5 separate regions of the Homo sapiens genome follow, and all the other regions are linked to region 3. The links are chromatin contacts, found by Hi-C or POLR2A ChIA-PET in ENCODE. All regions are on one chromosome and are shown on one strand. Each heading gives the region's core, a stretch centred on a gene start or an enhancer-like site at or near the end of the contact. The rest is flanking DNA. Distances are from core to core; before and after follow the strand shown. Region 1 overlaps RLF (RLF zinc finger). Region 2 overlaps CTPS1 (CTP synthase 1). Region 3 holds the start of EXO5-DT (EXO5 divergent transcript). Region 4 holds the start of KCNQ4 (potassium voltage-gated channel subfamily Q member 4). Region 5 overlaps KCNQ4 (potassium voltage-gated channel subfamily Q member 4).

What was found. A loop is a pair of places that touch in the nucleus more often than their neighbours do. ChIA-PET counts read pairs that join two places held with the same protein, here RNA polymerase II (POLR2A). Pooled maps may share reads with other maps.
Region 1: a pooled map shows a loop between it and region 3 (3-fold over the local background). The contact joins the enhancer-like site here to the promoter of EXO5-DT in region 3. A Hi-C loop is called at or near these places in 2 of 50 pooled maps. POLR2A ChIA-PET finds 5 or more read pairs at or near these places in 6 of 52 experiments (HEK293T, HepG2, OCI-LY7 and 3 more).
Region 2: a loop to region 3 is called in a pooled map, with 4 times the contacts of the local background. The contact joins the enhancer-like site here to the promoter of EXO5-DT in region 3. A Hi-C loop is called at or near these places in 2 of 50 pooled maps. POLR2A ChIA-PET finds 5 or more read pairs at or near these places in 2 of 52 experiments (RWPE1 and activated CD8-positive, alpha-beta memory T cell).
Region 4: a loop to region 3 is called in a map of chondrocyte, with 17 times the contacts of the local background. The contact joins the promoter of KCNQ4 here to the promoter of EXO5-DT in region 3. A Hi-C loop is called at or near these places in 1 of 168 maps with a recorded cell type or tissue (chondrocyte). POLR2A ChIA-PET finds 5 or more read pairs at or near these places in 4 of 52 experiments (GM12878, PC-9, activated CD4-positive, alpha-beta T cell and 1 more).
Region 5: a loop to region 3 is called in a pooled map, with 27 times the contacts of the local background. The contact joins the enhancer-like site here to the promoter of EXO5-DT in region 3. A Hi-C loop is called at or near these places in 4 of 50 pooled maps. POLR2A ChIA-PET finds 5 or more read pairs at or near these places in 3 of 52 experiments (GM12878, activated B cell and activated T-cell).

Annotation. Positions count from the first base shown.
Region 1 is chr1:40,231,144-40,233,843 of GRCh38, forward strand. It overlaps RLF (RLF zinc finger), which reads left to right. Exons shown (of 8, transcript NM_012421.4): 7 at 374-515. Among named protein-coding and RNA genes, the nearest start is that of TMCO2, 15 kb to the right of the region's middle. Within about 2 kb of position 1,433, at least 2 of the 41 ENCODE cell types and tissues checked have a DNase peak (open chromatin) inside an H3K27ac peak, as active enhancers do; they include OCI-LY7, where a contact is called at or near this core.
Region 2 is chr1:41,002,422-41,005,121 of GRCh38, forward strand. It overlaps CTPS1 (CTP synthase 1), which reads left to right. Exons shown (of 19, transcript NM_001905.4): 12 at 693-755. Among named protein-coding and RNA genes, the nearest start is that of SLFNL1-AS1, 11 kb to the right of the region's middle. RefSeq lists an enhancer at 1,570-1,719. Within about 2 kb of position 1,435, at least 12 of the 41 ENCODE cell types and tissues checked have a DNase peak (open chromatin) inside an H3K27ac peak, as active enhancers do.
Region 3 is chr1:40,507,353-40,510,052 of GRCh38, forward strand. EXO5-DT (EXO5 divergent transcript) reads right to left here and starts at 1,343. Exons shown (of 2, transcript NR_187365.1): 1 at 1,237-1,343. It overlaps EXO5 (exonuclease 5), which reads left to right and starts at 1,415. Exons shown (of 4, transcript NM_001346953.2): 1 at 1,415-1,556; 2 at 2,099-2,273; 3 at 2,381-2,438. RefSeq lists enhancers at 1,452-1,701, 1,732-1,821.
Region 4 is chr1:40,782,445-40,785,144 of GRCh38, forward strand. KCNQ4 (potassium voltage-gated channel subfamily Q member 4) reads left to right here and starts at 1,343. Exons shown (of 14, transcript NM_004700.4): 1 at 1,343-1,963. The coding sequence starts at 1,650.
Region 5 is chr1:40,801,069-40,803,768 of GRCh38, forward strand. The region is part of intron 1 of KCNQ4 (potassium voltage-gated channel subfamily Q member 4); the gene reads left to right. Among named protein-coding and RNA genes, the nearest start is that of KCNQ4, 19 kb to the left of the region's middle. RefSeq lists silencers at 1,114-1,713, 1,223-1,407. Within about 2 kb of position 1,348, at least 24 of the 41 ENCODE cell types and tissues checked have a DNase peak (open chromatin) inside an H3K27ac peak, as active enhancers do.

The sequences.
Region 1 (2,700 bases), core at 183-2,682, 280 kb before region 3:
GATGGCTGATTATTTCTGCCCATTAGGACAGGGCTTAATTCAATCAGTATATTAATCACCAGTGTGAAGGATAAAACCTTTTAGAACAACATGGGATCTAAATAAGTTTTTTTTAAATGCCACTGTTAAGGAGGTAGTGTTTTGTTTTTATTTTTCCCCCTAAACACAAGAGAGAAGTCAGGGAATTGTTACGGAGGATTCTTAACAATTTTATCAGTTTGGGAGAAAGCAGTGGTGAATATAGACAGCTTTTAATCTAGTTTTTGTTTTCTCTACTGTCAGCTTTCTACAGATCAAAAAATTGGGTTGCCGGGGGCAGGGCAGCAAATACCAGTTACTTTAAATGTTTTACCATGATCTTCTTTTTTTATAGGGAACTGACTCTTTTTTGGAGTAAACTGCAAAGAAGAATTGACCCTTCTTTAGATACTTTTTTGGAGCGCTGTCGTCAGTTTGGTGTCATAGCTAAAACGCAGCAGCATTTATTTTGCCTCATTAGAGTTATACAAACTGAAGTGAGTACTTTATGCCTTCTCTGCTAACTGTAGCTGGAGGAAAGAAATGAGTGGGAAGATAACTTCTCAGGAAATTCCCTTTAAAGGAAGATAAGAAATAATGAGTTTTAATAAGATTAATGGAATTGACCACATCTGACTGTTTCTCCAGATTGACTTCCTATAATTAATCAGAAACAAATTGATGGTCAAACAAGTTAGGTGATATTTATTTCTAATTACTGTGAATGAAGTTGTGTCTCCTGTCACGTTAAGAACATTTTAAGAGGCCAGGCACGGTGGCTCAAGCCTGTAATCCCAGCACTTTGGGAGGCCAAGGCGGGTGGATTACTTGAGCTCAGGAGTTCGAGACCAGCCTGGCCAACCTGGTGAAACCCCGTCTCTACTAAAAATACAAAAATTAGCCGGGCATGGTGGCGGGCGCCTGTAATCCCAGCTACTTTGGAGGCTGAGGCAGGAGAATCGCTTGAACAGGGAAGGCGGAGGTTGTGGTGAGCCAAGATTGCACTGCTGCACTCCAGCCTAGGTGACAGAGTGAGACTTGGTCTTTTTTTTTTTAAAAAAAAAAAAAAGAACATTTCAAGGTAACTATAGAACTTGCCTGTTTAAACAATTACTTTATAATTGGCCATTAGAACATTTTGTTTTGTTTAAATCTTTAATAAAGGTACTAATTTTCTATTGTTGAATAACATCACAAAAATTAATACTTAAAACAATGTCCGTTTTTATCAGTTCAGTTTTGTAAATCAGAAATCCAGCACAATGTGGCAGGATTCTCTTCTAAGATTATCATATTGGCTAAAATGTAGTTTGCCAGGCTAAGTTCTATCAGAGGCTCTGTGGAAAATCCACTTCAAAGCTTATTCTTATCGACAGGTTTCAGTTCCTGTGGTTGTAGGACTAAGGTTTCTGTTTTCTGGCTGGCTGCCAATCAGGGTCTGTTCTCAGGTGCTAGAAGCTACACTCAGTCTTTACCTCTGTTTTCAAGCAGCAAGGGTGCAACAAGTTGGTGCTTGAAACCTGACATCCTCCATCTCTGACTTTAGTTTTCAGTTTTTGGTTGAGACAGGTCTCGCTCTGTCACCCAGGCTGTAGTGCAGTGGTGCGATCATAGCTCATTACAGCTTCAAACTCCTTGGCTCAAGCAATCCTCCCGTCTCAGCCTCCAGAGTAGCTGAGATTGCAGGCGTGTGCCACTATACCTGGCTTTTTCTTTTTTGGCGGGGAGCAGTGGTAGATACAGGGTCTTGCTTTGTTGCCCAGACTGGTTCTGAACTCCTGGCCTCAAGCAATTCTCCCACCTCAGCCTTCCAAAGTGCTGGGATTATAGGTGTAAGCTGCCCCACCTGCTTGAACTTGGGAGGCAGAGGTGGCAGTGAGCCGAGATCACACCATTGCACTCCAGCCTGGGCGACAGAGTGAGACTCTGTCTCAAAAAAAAAAAAAAAAGCAAAGATTGAATGACTTGGCTATATCCTATGTGCGCTTGCAACAGTATGCCAAGTCACTCTTGATCCCTCACCTTCCTAGTTTAAGACCCACCAATTTCTTCAAAATTCAGCTCCACATTGCATATCCTGATTCACATTTATTCACTACTCCTTTCAGTAACTTTTTGGCATATCTGTTCAGAATATATAATAGTATTTCTGGTTACTTTTCTTTGAAAAATGTTGTTAGTGATTTTTCAAATGTTACCATCCCAGCCAGATTAGGCTGTTTAAGAAAGAATGGCCATTCTTTGCTGTCCACCTCACAGTCTTCCAAAAGGAGTTAGTAACTTGTTGAGAAACTGAATTATTTTAAAATTTAGCTGACTTTCCCCAAGTCCTCTCTGCTCTTACTTACAAATGATAAACTTCTATCACATCATCCTAATAAGTCAAGAGACCCATGGTCTAGTCCTGTGGAGCCACTAAAGCAACATGGCCTGTTTTACTTGGACTACATTCCAAATGAGAGGGAGAAACTTCTATATTCTTTAGGCCACTACTGTTGTGGGAAGTCTGCCACTCACAACAGAACCAGATCCTAGCTGATACAGGCTAGGTAATGCCTCTCTTTCAAAAAAGCTAGAGTCTCAGCTCGTCTGAAAGGTAGGGAGTTATCTCAATTGATTGTTCACAGTCAGTTACAGACTGAACTCTGTTCTACTCTTTCCCCCTTCTCACTATTACACTTG
Region 2 (2,700 bases), core at 185-2,684, 500 kb after region 3:
TTGGAAAGCTTATTTATGCTTATGAGCTACATGTAGATGTCGTGGAATTTTGAGAGAATGAATTGTGAATTCCTGTCCATTTAATGAACCCAGCTGTTTGTAGCACACGTGAGGTTGAGTTTTATATCTGCTCACTTGGCACAACAGCTGACTGTAATTGGACAAAATGATTTTGCATGCCTCCTGGTGCTGTACATTTTAGTAATTTTCAACTTGAACAATTATAAATAAAAACTTAATGAGAGAGGGTAAGAAAACTTGAATTTTAAAGTACTGAGGCTAGGCACGGTGGTTCACACCTGTAAACCCAACACTTGTGGAGGCTGAGGCAGGAGGGTTGCTGGATCCCAGAAATTTGAGGCTGTAGTGAGCCAAGATCTCTCCACTGCACTCCAGAGTGGGCAACAGCAAGACCCTGTCTGGGGGGAAAAAAGTACTGAATAGAATATCACTTACTTCTAAAATCGGATAACTTTGCAAATCTAGAATTTTCATCTACTTTACATGCAGTTTTTGAAATCTAATACAAGTAAAGTGTAACAGCAGAGAGTACTTGTTCATAGCAGGAAGTTATGAGTTTGCAATTATAATTCTCCAAATAAAGGACACAAAGGCCATTGCAGAGGCTGCTGGGAAAAGTAGGAGCTGCCTTTTCAATGGAGTTTTGTTTGTTTTTTCCCCCCGACTGGAAGGCGTGTGCTTAGGGATGCAGTTGGCAGTGGTTGAATTCTCAAGAAACGTGCTGGGATGGCAAGGTAAGCGTGCATTAAGACACTCATTCAATTCCCGCTTGTGTATTTCTGGAGGATATGAGGCCTGTTGCCGCCTGGGTGATCAGGAGCTTTGGAGAAGGGCAGGCCTGGGTTCCTAGCACCTCATGGTGTGCCGTAAGGGAGCTGCCTTGCCTCTTGAGGAACAGCACGGCTCCTCCATGCAGGAAGGAGGGAGCACAGCCAGACTCCCTCCTTTGCCTTCTGCCTCTGTGTTCCTGTTCTTGAGATTCTGTCACTTTGATCACCGTGGCCACCATCCTGAAGCTGGTGCCTGGTGTGAAGTCCTTGTCCTAAGTGAGGCTTGGGCAGTTATTATGAGAACCTGGGCTCTGGAGCTATTGAAACTGGGCTCAGATTCCAACCTTACCGCTTATGGGTGATTTTAAGCAATTTACTTAGCCTTTATGGGCCTCCGTTTTTTCTGTAAAATGGGAGTAATAAAGGTACGTACTTCACATGATTAAGGGAGATAATGTATGTAAATAGTCTCTAGTAGTGCCTGGAAAATAGGGAAATGCTCAGATAATATCAGCTCTTCGCCTAGCTGTGTATTACTATGTGACAGACCTCCCTAAAGCTCAGTGGCTCCCAACAGCAGTGACTTCTCATCTCAGTATTCTGTGGTTTGGCTCAGTGCCTGGGTTTCAGCTGCACGTGGTGTACTATCTGAGATGGCACACTCCTGCCTTGTGTTCAGCTGTGAGCTCGGCCCAGCCGGGACGTCAAGATGCTGTCTCCACCTAGTGGCTCATCATTCATTAATCCAGCCCAAGCTTCCTCACACAGGGTGGGCAGCTGGACTCCAAAATGACAGGCCTGTTATGCAGGCACTTATCAGGCCTGCTGATGTCCCGTTGGCCAAAACAAGTCACGTGGCCAAGCCCCGAGCCGGCAGGGGAGGAGAACACACATGGGTGTGAAGACTGAGCATGCTGCACTGGGGCCACCCTGGAATGGTCCACCACAGCCCATTTATTCTCTGTAGCCCACCCGACAAATACTAGATTTTCAGAAAGACCTTGTAAATTCTGTGGAAAATAAAGTAACCTGAAGGAATGTAAAAGCAGTTTGACTTTATAAAGAACAAGTGACTCTGGTGGCCAGCATATGGTTTAGGGCTGGGTTTCATTCACCCTTTCCCTGAGAGGCTGCTTCACAGTGACCTGGCGGTGTGGCTTAGTTTGGTAGACAGCATGCCCTTGAGTGCTGGCTTCTGAGTCCTGAGAGGCACTGTCTTATCACCCGCCACCCCAGAGCTGGCTTTCTGGTCTCCCTGGATCCTTCACAGCCCCAGACCTCTGCCTCTCACTTAGGTTCCCAAATGGGTAGGTGCTTTGGTGATGAGCTTACACTTCAGTTGAGACTGGACCCTGGTTCAGGCCAGGAGGAGAACAGTGCCCAGCGTTCACATAGTACCAGGAACTTGGTCCTTTGCCTTTTGGTCTTTAGTGGTTTTGCTTTGGTTAGACGGTAAGTTCAATGAAGGTTAGAAAGGTTGAGTTGAAATCAGTTCATTTCTGACTGAGCTATTGAGTGAAACAGTTGAGTAGGGCTTTGTATTAGCTGCTGAAGATGAAAGAAGTATAGAAGAAATAGTACTTGTTTATCTCAGAGAGACAAGAGTCTGAAACATTAAGACAATATAAAAACTTGGCTGGGCATGGTGGTTCAGGCCTGTAATCCCAGCACTTTGGGAGGCTGAGTTGGGTTAATCACTTGAGGCCAGGAGGTCGAGACCAGCCTGGCCAACATGGAAAAACCCCATCTCTACTAAAAATACAAAAAATAACCAGGTGTGGTGGTGTGCGCCTGTAATCCCAGCTACTTGGGAGGCCAAGACATGAGAATCACTTGAATTCTGGAGGTGTAGGTTGCAGTGAGCCAAGATTGTGCCACTGCACTCCATTCTGGGTGACATAGTGAGACT
Region 3 (2,700 bases), core at 93-2,592:
TATTTTTACTAGAAACGGGGTTTCACTATGTTGGCCAGGCTGGTCTCAACTCCTGACCTCAAGTGATCCGCCTACCTGGGCCTCCCAAAGTGTTGGTATTACAGGCATGAGCCACCATGCCTGGCCAATTTAATGTTTTTCTATTTTTGTTTTAAAATATTTACCTATTCTGAAGTCCAAAGATATTTTCCTATATTATATTCTGAAGACTTTATAGTTTAGGATTTCACATTTAGGTCTTAATCCAGCTACAATTGATTTTTGTGATGAAATGAGAGATAGAGGTCCTGTTTTCTGTTTTGTTTTTTTTTTTGAGACGGAGTCTCCCTCTGTTGCCCAGGCTGAAGTGCAGTGGTGTGATCTCCGCTCACTGCAACCTCCGCCTCCCGGTTCAAGCGATTCTCCTGCTTCAGCCTCCTGAATAGCTGGGACTACAGGTGTGTGCCACCACACCCAGCTAATTTTTGTACTTTTTAGTAGAGACAGGGTTTCACCATGTTGGCCAGGATGGTCTCGATCTCTTAACCTCGTGATCCGCCCACCTCAGCCTCCCAAAGTGCTGGGATTACAGGCGTGAGCCACCGTGCCCGGCCTTCATATTGTCATAGAACCTTCACTGAATAGACCATCTTTTCTCCATGGCTGTATGATGCCACCTTTGTCATAAATCCAGTTTTCAAGTATGCGTGATAAACCGTAAAGAAAAGCAAAGAGTCAAGTATCTGCTTTTGGTAAAATAAATAAATAAATAAATATAAATAAGAAAAGCAAAGTGTTATAAAAGTCGGGCTAGTGGTTTTCTCAGGAAGTGTATCTGTGAAGAACCTGACACTATTCTTTTTTCGCTCTAATGACTTGGCTGTTCATAATTATACTTATCTTTGGTTTATATTTCAGAATAAAATTGTGTTATATTTATCAATAAAAGGTTAGTTAAAAGTAAGCAAACAGAAAAAAAAAAAGAAATATTGATGAGGGGAGCGCCAGCATCTCTCAAAAGTGAGTTCGTGGTTTTGCTCTCAATGGAAAAGCCGGCGGGAGGTGCTAAGGTGGGGATGCTGAATCCACGGATGGCCAAGCGGAGACGCGGCACTTCACCGGGGGCAGCGAGGGGCCCAGACCTTGCTCGGATTGTCCCGGTGGTAACTGGGAGACCTCGCCAGTGAGGGAAGTTACAGATCAGCTGCGCCCGGAATTAAACGACCCACAGACAACGGCGCAAACAGAGGGACTGACCTGCTTTAGTGAGCTCCCAAAACCTGCTCTCGCATAAGCACACCCTCCTCCGCTCACAGAGACGGATTTCTGCCCCAGCCGCAGCCTCGCGAGGTAGGCGGCGCCGCGAGGGCCTCTGGGAAGGCGGTCCGTGGGCAGCCGCGGGGCACTCTGGGACTGGGCTCTGGGCGGCTTTTTTGCGAGTGGCGGGCCGACTGTGTAGTCCGCTCCGGCAGCGCGCTCTGCCCGGCTTCCTCAGTCTCCTCGCCGGGAGCGTCCGGGAGCAGCTCCGAGGCCGCGGCGAAACCAGGTGGAGTCCGAGGTTCGGAGGAGTATCAGAGGTTAGGGGAAGGCCGGAGAATGGGCTGGGAGGCTGCGTTTCGGAGCTTAGGGTTCTGTCCCTGCGATCGCCGCGTCTCCCTCCCTTGGTGGGCGCGGCTCCCGGGAAGCGGCTCGTCTCGTCTCCCCTCACAGGCCGGGTTCCCGTTCTGGACCTTCGCCCTCGGAACACAGTGCTGTTGGCCGGGACTCCTTCCCGAGGTGGACGGCTCCCTGTTCTTATTCCTGGCTCTGCCAGAACTGTAGGAAGTGCTCAGTACACTTTAGGGCATGCATGGCACTCCCTGGGAGACAGTGCTTTAGGGCCAGAGGAAAGATCTTCCCTGAAGGCAAACGCCCGCGGAGCCCACAAGTCCGGGCCGCACTGAACAAGTCAGGATGTTGCCATCGGCAATTCTGCAGAAGGCAGTAACCCATCTGAGAGAAAGAGCCGCTGTCATAAGGTCTCTTGCTTGAGCTGCTGGGTTGAGAATGGAGCTGGAAGAGGGAACTGATCTCGGAGCTCCTTGGGGATCTTGGTTATGTCTGACCCTTTTACTTTCAGGGAGCAGGGATTGGATCAAGTCATTGCATCTAGAGTACGGGGGAACGAAGAAATCATGGAGAGAGTTTGCCCCAGGAGAGAGGCGAGCGTTATGTAACCTAGGATCTGGGGTGGGTAACAGTCTGTGCAGTGTCAATGTGAGAGGAGAAAACACCCAACGTGAGGGAATGGTCAGGTAAGAAAGGACCAGAAGTTCCGGTTCTACCATAGCAAGGACCTAAGTTGCTAATTTAGGTTCTTTAATGCAGACCTGGTCTTTCAGAACTTCTTTCTCTTCCCTAGCCTTGTCATTTCAGCATTCTGGCCTTCCCTATGAGGAGGAAGATCAACGAAGTCACAGGTGAATAGGAGTTTCTCTTCTAAAGTTTCATCTCCTTTGTCAGGGGGAATCGATACACTCTCTCATCTCTTCCTTGGGGAAAAAGAAGGAGATCTATCTTCATCGAGTGCTAATATGCGTACTATATGTTATCACTCAATGGTCGGATATCTCAGTAGGGTTAGTAGGTATTTTAAAAATGTGTCAGTAACTTCAGGAAAACTAGAACCTTGTCCAAGCTTACTCAAAAGGCAAGTAGCATACTACTAAATGCTACCGAACT
Region 4 (2,700 bases), core at 93-2,592, 280 kb after region 3:
GGGGTAGGGGTGTGGGCCGGTTGCCAAGCCCAGTTTAGGGACCCCACAGATCCCTGCAGCCCACGGCCCTGCCTCCCTCCCTCCCTCACTGGCGCTCAGCAGATCAATGCTGCCTTTGCTGACAGCTGAGAATCGAGCTCGCCTTCCCGCCCCTTCCCCCGCCCCTCCCGCTCGGCTTCGTCCCTCGAGATCCTCCCGGAGGAACCGGGAAGAGTTTGCTGCGGAAGGCTCACCCTGGGGCAGGGCCTGCGGAGGGAGCGGCTGGTGTGGCCGCAGCTTTCCGTGGAGGAAGAGGGAAAGAGGATCGGGAAACCCAAGTTACCAACCCTGTGCAGGGCCCAGGAGGGCTAAAGGAGAGGGACTGCCCCCTACAGCCAGAGAGATGGAGGTCGGGGACTAAGAAAAACTTTCCAGCTGGAGAGGGAATGCCCTGGGACAAAGTATCCCCTTTTCTGGCTGGGATTCTGTGGGCCTTGGGTAGGGGGTGTGTGTCCCCTCTAAGGCTGGCTTAGAGCTCATCTCCCAACACTCCATCTGCCCAAACCCAGTTCCCTGACCTGGGAGTGGGGCAGGGGAGCAGGCCCCTCCATCGGGGAGGATCCTCTTCTGGGCAGGGTGGCTCTTCCCCCATCACGATGAAGGGAAGCTCAGAGGTGGCAGTTGGTGGGAGAAAGACACACCCAGGCCCACTGTGTTCCACACACCCTGATGCTGCCTAGCAGCCCGTGGGCTCCAGGCCTTTCAGGTAAGAGCAGGACAACCGCCGCTGCCCACCCAGCCACACACAGCACTGGGCACACTTTAAGCACCCGCACCAGGCACACAGTGCTCGACCCCAACGGACACACCTCATCCCCTTCGGACTCCACCTCCACTTTCGCAGCCACCCACACCCGACCCATAACTCACACCTCACTGACTCCATCCCCGCACCTGGTAGACCCACAGCCACCCACCCTGCACACACAAGTAGACGCCGTTCCACCGGTCTACACCTAAACTCCACGGGACACTGCGTCCCTTCCCCTGCCGCCCGCGGCCACAACTCCACATTCCACTTTCCACAAGCACACACGAGGCGTCCCACCCCGGGCTGGCCTTCGGGGCCACACTGCCCCACGCAGCGGTGGACACCACTTGCACGCGTCCGGCTTCCCGGCCCCGCGCGCTGCCCCCGCCACGCGGTTCGGCCCAGGCACCAACTCGGCCGCCCGTGCGCCCTGCCCCGCCGCCTGCTCCGCGCGTTCCCTCCCTCCGCCTCGCCTCGCTTGCTCGCTCGCTCCCTCCCGATTTGGGAAGGCGGCCGCGGGGCGGGCGGGGGAGGGGCGGGGCGGGGGAGGGTGACATGTGAGCGGCGCGCGCCGGTGGCAGGTGGAAAGGCGAGCGGCATGGAGCGCGTAATAAGAGAGTTGGAGTCGGAAAGAGCAGCCCCAGTCGCCGGGGAAGCGGGAGGTCAGTGCGGGCTCCGGCGGCCCCCAGGCTCCGAGCGCCCGCCCGCGGCCCCGGCCCGGCCCCTAGCCCCCGCCGCCCGCGCCCGCCCCGGGTCGCCCCTCTGGCCCCGGGTCCGAGCCATGCGTCTCTGAGCGCCCCGAGCGCGCCCCCGCCCCGGACCGTGCCCGGGCCCCGGCGCCCCCAGCCCGGCGCCGCCCATGGCCGAGGCCCCCCCGCGCCGCCTCGGCCTGGGTCCCCCGCCCGGGGACGCCCCCCGCGCGGAGCTAGTGGCGCTCACGGCCGTGCAGAGCGAACAGGGCGAGGCGGGCGGGGGCGGCTCCCCGCGCCGCCTCGGCCTCCTGGGCAGCCCCCTGCCGCCGGGCGCGCCCCTCCCTGGGCCGGGCTCCGGCTCGGGCTCCGCCTGCGGCCAGCGCTCCTCGGCCGCGCACAAGCGCTACCGCCGCCTGCAGAACTGGGTCTACAACGTGCTGGAGCGGCCCCGCGGCTGGGCCTTCGTCTACCACGTCTTCATGTGAGTTTGCGACCCCGCGCCCTTCCGCGTTTCCCCGCGCAAGCCTGGCCTCCCGGGGCACGGCCGCCCCGCCCTGGCTCCGCCTTCTACCCCCCTGCCTCAGGGCCGACCCTCATCTCTCTCCCCCCAGGCCTAAGCCCGGTTTCTGATCCCCTCGCTGAGCCCGACCCTAAGCCCTGATCTCCCAGGCCTGACCCCTGCTTGACCTCGCTTCTGACCTCCCCGCACCGCAACTGCTTATTTCCATCCTGACCGCCAATCTCTGCTCCTCTGTCCCAGGTACTCCCGACCGCCAGCTGCCTCCCCCAAGTCCGCTTGGCGAAGTCTGGGGCCCCTGGAGTGGGCGCCCTTTTCCTCTTCCCCACCCCTGCCTCCCTGTGTCCCAGACACAAAGAGGAACCCTTGGCTCCCACACGCTTCTGTCACCTGCTCCCCAGCTCTGAGCTATGAAGGGCTCCCCTCAGGGGTGCTCCTCTCCAGGGCGGCCCTCATTCCTACCCCTGCCCAGCTGACTGTGGGTGTGTGGGGGTCCCTGTGGGCCCCCTGGGCCCTGACACTCGCATATGCTGTGTCCGACTTGATCTGTGTCTTCGCTCAGTCTTCCCCTCCACCCTCAACTTCCCAGTGGCAACGGCGGCCGCCCTGCCTGCCCTGCCCTACCCTGCCGGCTTGGCCCAGCTCGCCTGCCTTGTTGGCTGGCAGCACCAGGCCTGGCTCTAGGCACCAGGGGAAAAAGA
Region 5 (2,700 bases), core at 98-2,597, 290 kb after region 3:
TGTAAATGGGGTAGGGGCTGAGGAAGAGGCATTCAGACTGCAAGGTAAGTGGACTGGAGGTGGGGATAGGGGGCTGGAATTGTGGTGGTCAGTGAGAGGCTGGCTGGGGGGAAGGGGAATGGGGGTGAGTCCTGGGCTGACCAGGAATGGGACTTGAGGGGCTAGGAAGAAAGAGGGGATCTTAACTCTGCTTTCTGGGACCACATCTCCTATCTCCTCCTCCTTTGTTCTGTCTCAGTTTTTGTCTTCTTCTCCTGCTATTCCACTGCCCTAGGTCTCCAGGCTGGGGAGAGGGGCACTCACCCTAAACCCCCTCTCCAAAGCAGGCCACTTCACACAAGTGGCCAGGCAAGAGGCCGCAGTTGTATAAGAGGCTTTTCTCAGCTGGCTGGACTACTCATTCGTTCATTTATTCATTCATTCACTCAACATTTATTGAGAACCTACAATGCACCAGGCCCTGCACTAGGTTTTGGAGAGAAAGTAGGAACAAGATCAAGTACCTGCATTCATGGAGCTTACATTGAGGGGGGCGGGAGAACCAGGAACTGTATCTATCCCCGGTGTCTACCATCTGGCACCTGTGCCTGGGCTGGATGCCTGGGAACAGGGACTCTTCCCATTACCTACTCATTTGTTCCAGCTGCCCTGTGTCAGCACTCACCTCTCTGGACAATGACAGAGGAGAAGGGGTCCCATGCCCAGGATGCCAGCCCCAGGGAGCACCTGTCTCTGTAAGAACAGCCTGGCCCTCGGGGCCAGGACCTGGGCTCAGGCCTAGTTCTTCCTACTCACTCCTGACTTTGAGCCCTTTGCAAGGACCCGACTTTGATTTCTTTATCTGTCAGGTGGGATTTGGGGAGGTCCTGAGGAGGCGAGGGGACCAGAATACTGGACCTCAGCTCCAGTATTCTCCCTTGGTGGGCAACTCCTTTGGCTATGATGGGAGGGGGAAGGGGGCTTGGGACTCAATATTATCATCATTACCCATACAAGATAGTAATAGTTGCTACCTATTGTGTAATTTATTCCGCACTATCTGTATGGTCGGTGTGTCTTCTCTCCCCATTTTCCGGATGAGGAAACTGAGTCTCCGTAAGGTGAAATGACTTACTTGAGGTCACACGTGAAACTACCTACTCCAAGAGCCCTTTAGGATGGTGCTGTGAGGTGGAAGGGCGAGGCCGAGGCGGCGGTGGCGTCGCGTCCCCCCTCTCCGCCCCTGGCCTCGGGGACGCGGCGGCACCTTCACACTTTCCGCTTGGCCCGCTGCTCGCCTTTCAGGCCGCCGCGTTTTCAATTGTTAATTTGGAAACGGAAAAAGTAGCCGGCCGGGCGGGGGAGGCCGCGGGGAGGTAATCGGAGCCGCAGCACCGCCCCGGCCCCTCCCGCTCTCGGGGCCTGGCATTGGCAAAGCCCCGCCCCTCCCAGGGACGCAAGAGCCCCGCCCACCATTCCCCGCCCCCGGCATGCCCCGCCCATTTCCGTAAGCCCCGCCCTCGCCGAGGCGGGCTGGGGGCACCTGGGAGTGCCGAGCAGTGGCGCCCCTGCTGAGGAGAAGGAGCCCGGGCGGGGGAAGGGGGCCGAGGGCTGTGCTGGGGGAGGAGTCCCCCAGGAGCCCTCCCCGCAGGAACCCGTACCTCTCCCGAGAAGTCGCGCAGGGTGTCTGCTTCCCTTGTCCCTACGTGAACCCAAGCCTTTCTGCAACCCCTCTGTAGGTTCACCCAGGGGAGACCCCTGCCTCCAGACTGCCGGACCAGGGATCATTGGTCCCATTAGAAAGACGAAGAAACTGAGTCCTGAGAGGGACAGTTAACTTGCTAAAAGTCACACAGCCAAGGCAGAGCAGAGCTGAATTCAAGCCCATTCTTTTGACTGAGATACATTTAGGGACTGTCTGCCTCATTTAGAAGAGGAGGGGGCATCAGGACCAGAGATACAATTTGTCCCCTTCCCCCTATCTCCAGCACGGTTTCTGTGGTTAGTAAGTTACTGGAAGTTCTGCTTATCATTATTCAATTATGGGAGGGTTTTGGAGGTAGAAGGAGGTCCCTCTAAACTTTCCATGTAAATGAAATGTAAAAGACCCTCTTCTGGGGACTCCCAGAACACAGAAGTCCCTGAGGACTGGCAGCTTCAGGAGCCGTCCACGGCCTTGCTTCCCATTAGGGAAGCTGGAATTGCCAGTCCCAGATGGATCAGCAAAAAATAGGGCCCTCAGAGACTCCCACCCAATCCCTTCCTCCCACTGAGGAATAAGCTGAGACTCAGACACAGTTTCCCAAGTCTTCAGCTGACTGGTGGCGGAGTCAGGAGACAGAACCCACCGACCCAGCTTTCTAGCTGTGTCCACGCCCTTCTGCTTCTCCCTCTGCTGCCCCCCAATCCTGACACCTCTCTCACAGCCACCACTCAGGATCCTGCCTCCATCAGCTGGGCCTGCAGGCTGGGCAGCCTTTCTCTTTACAGGCGGAGGAAACTAAGAAGAGTATCTGCAGATGTCCTCCCAGCTTCCAGTTAAAGACCCTCCCAACCACCCTTCCACCTTAGCTGTGGGTCAGGCCCAGAGAAGCTGCGCTCCTGGCCTCGAGTCACACAGCAAGCCTTTTCCAGCTTGCAAAGCCCACTGGATTCAGTCTGGCTGGTCCTGGATTTGGGGTTCCCACTGGGAGCATGGCTCTCAGGGCAGCTGTAACCAGA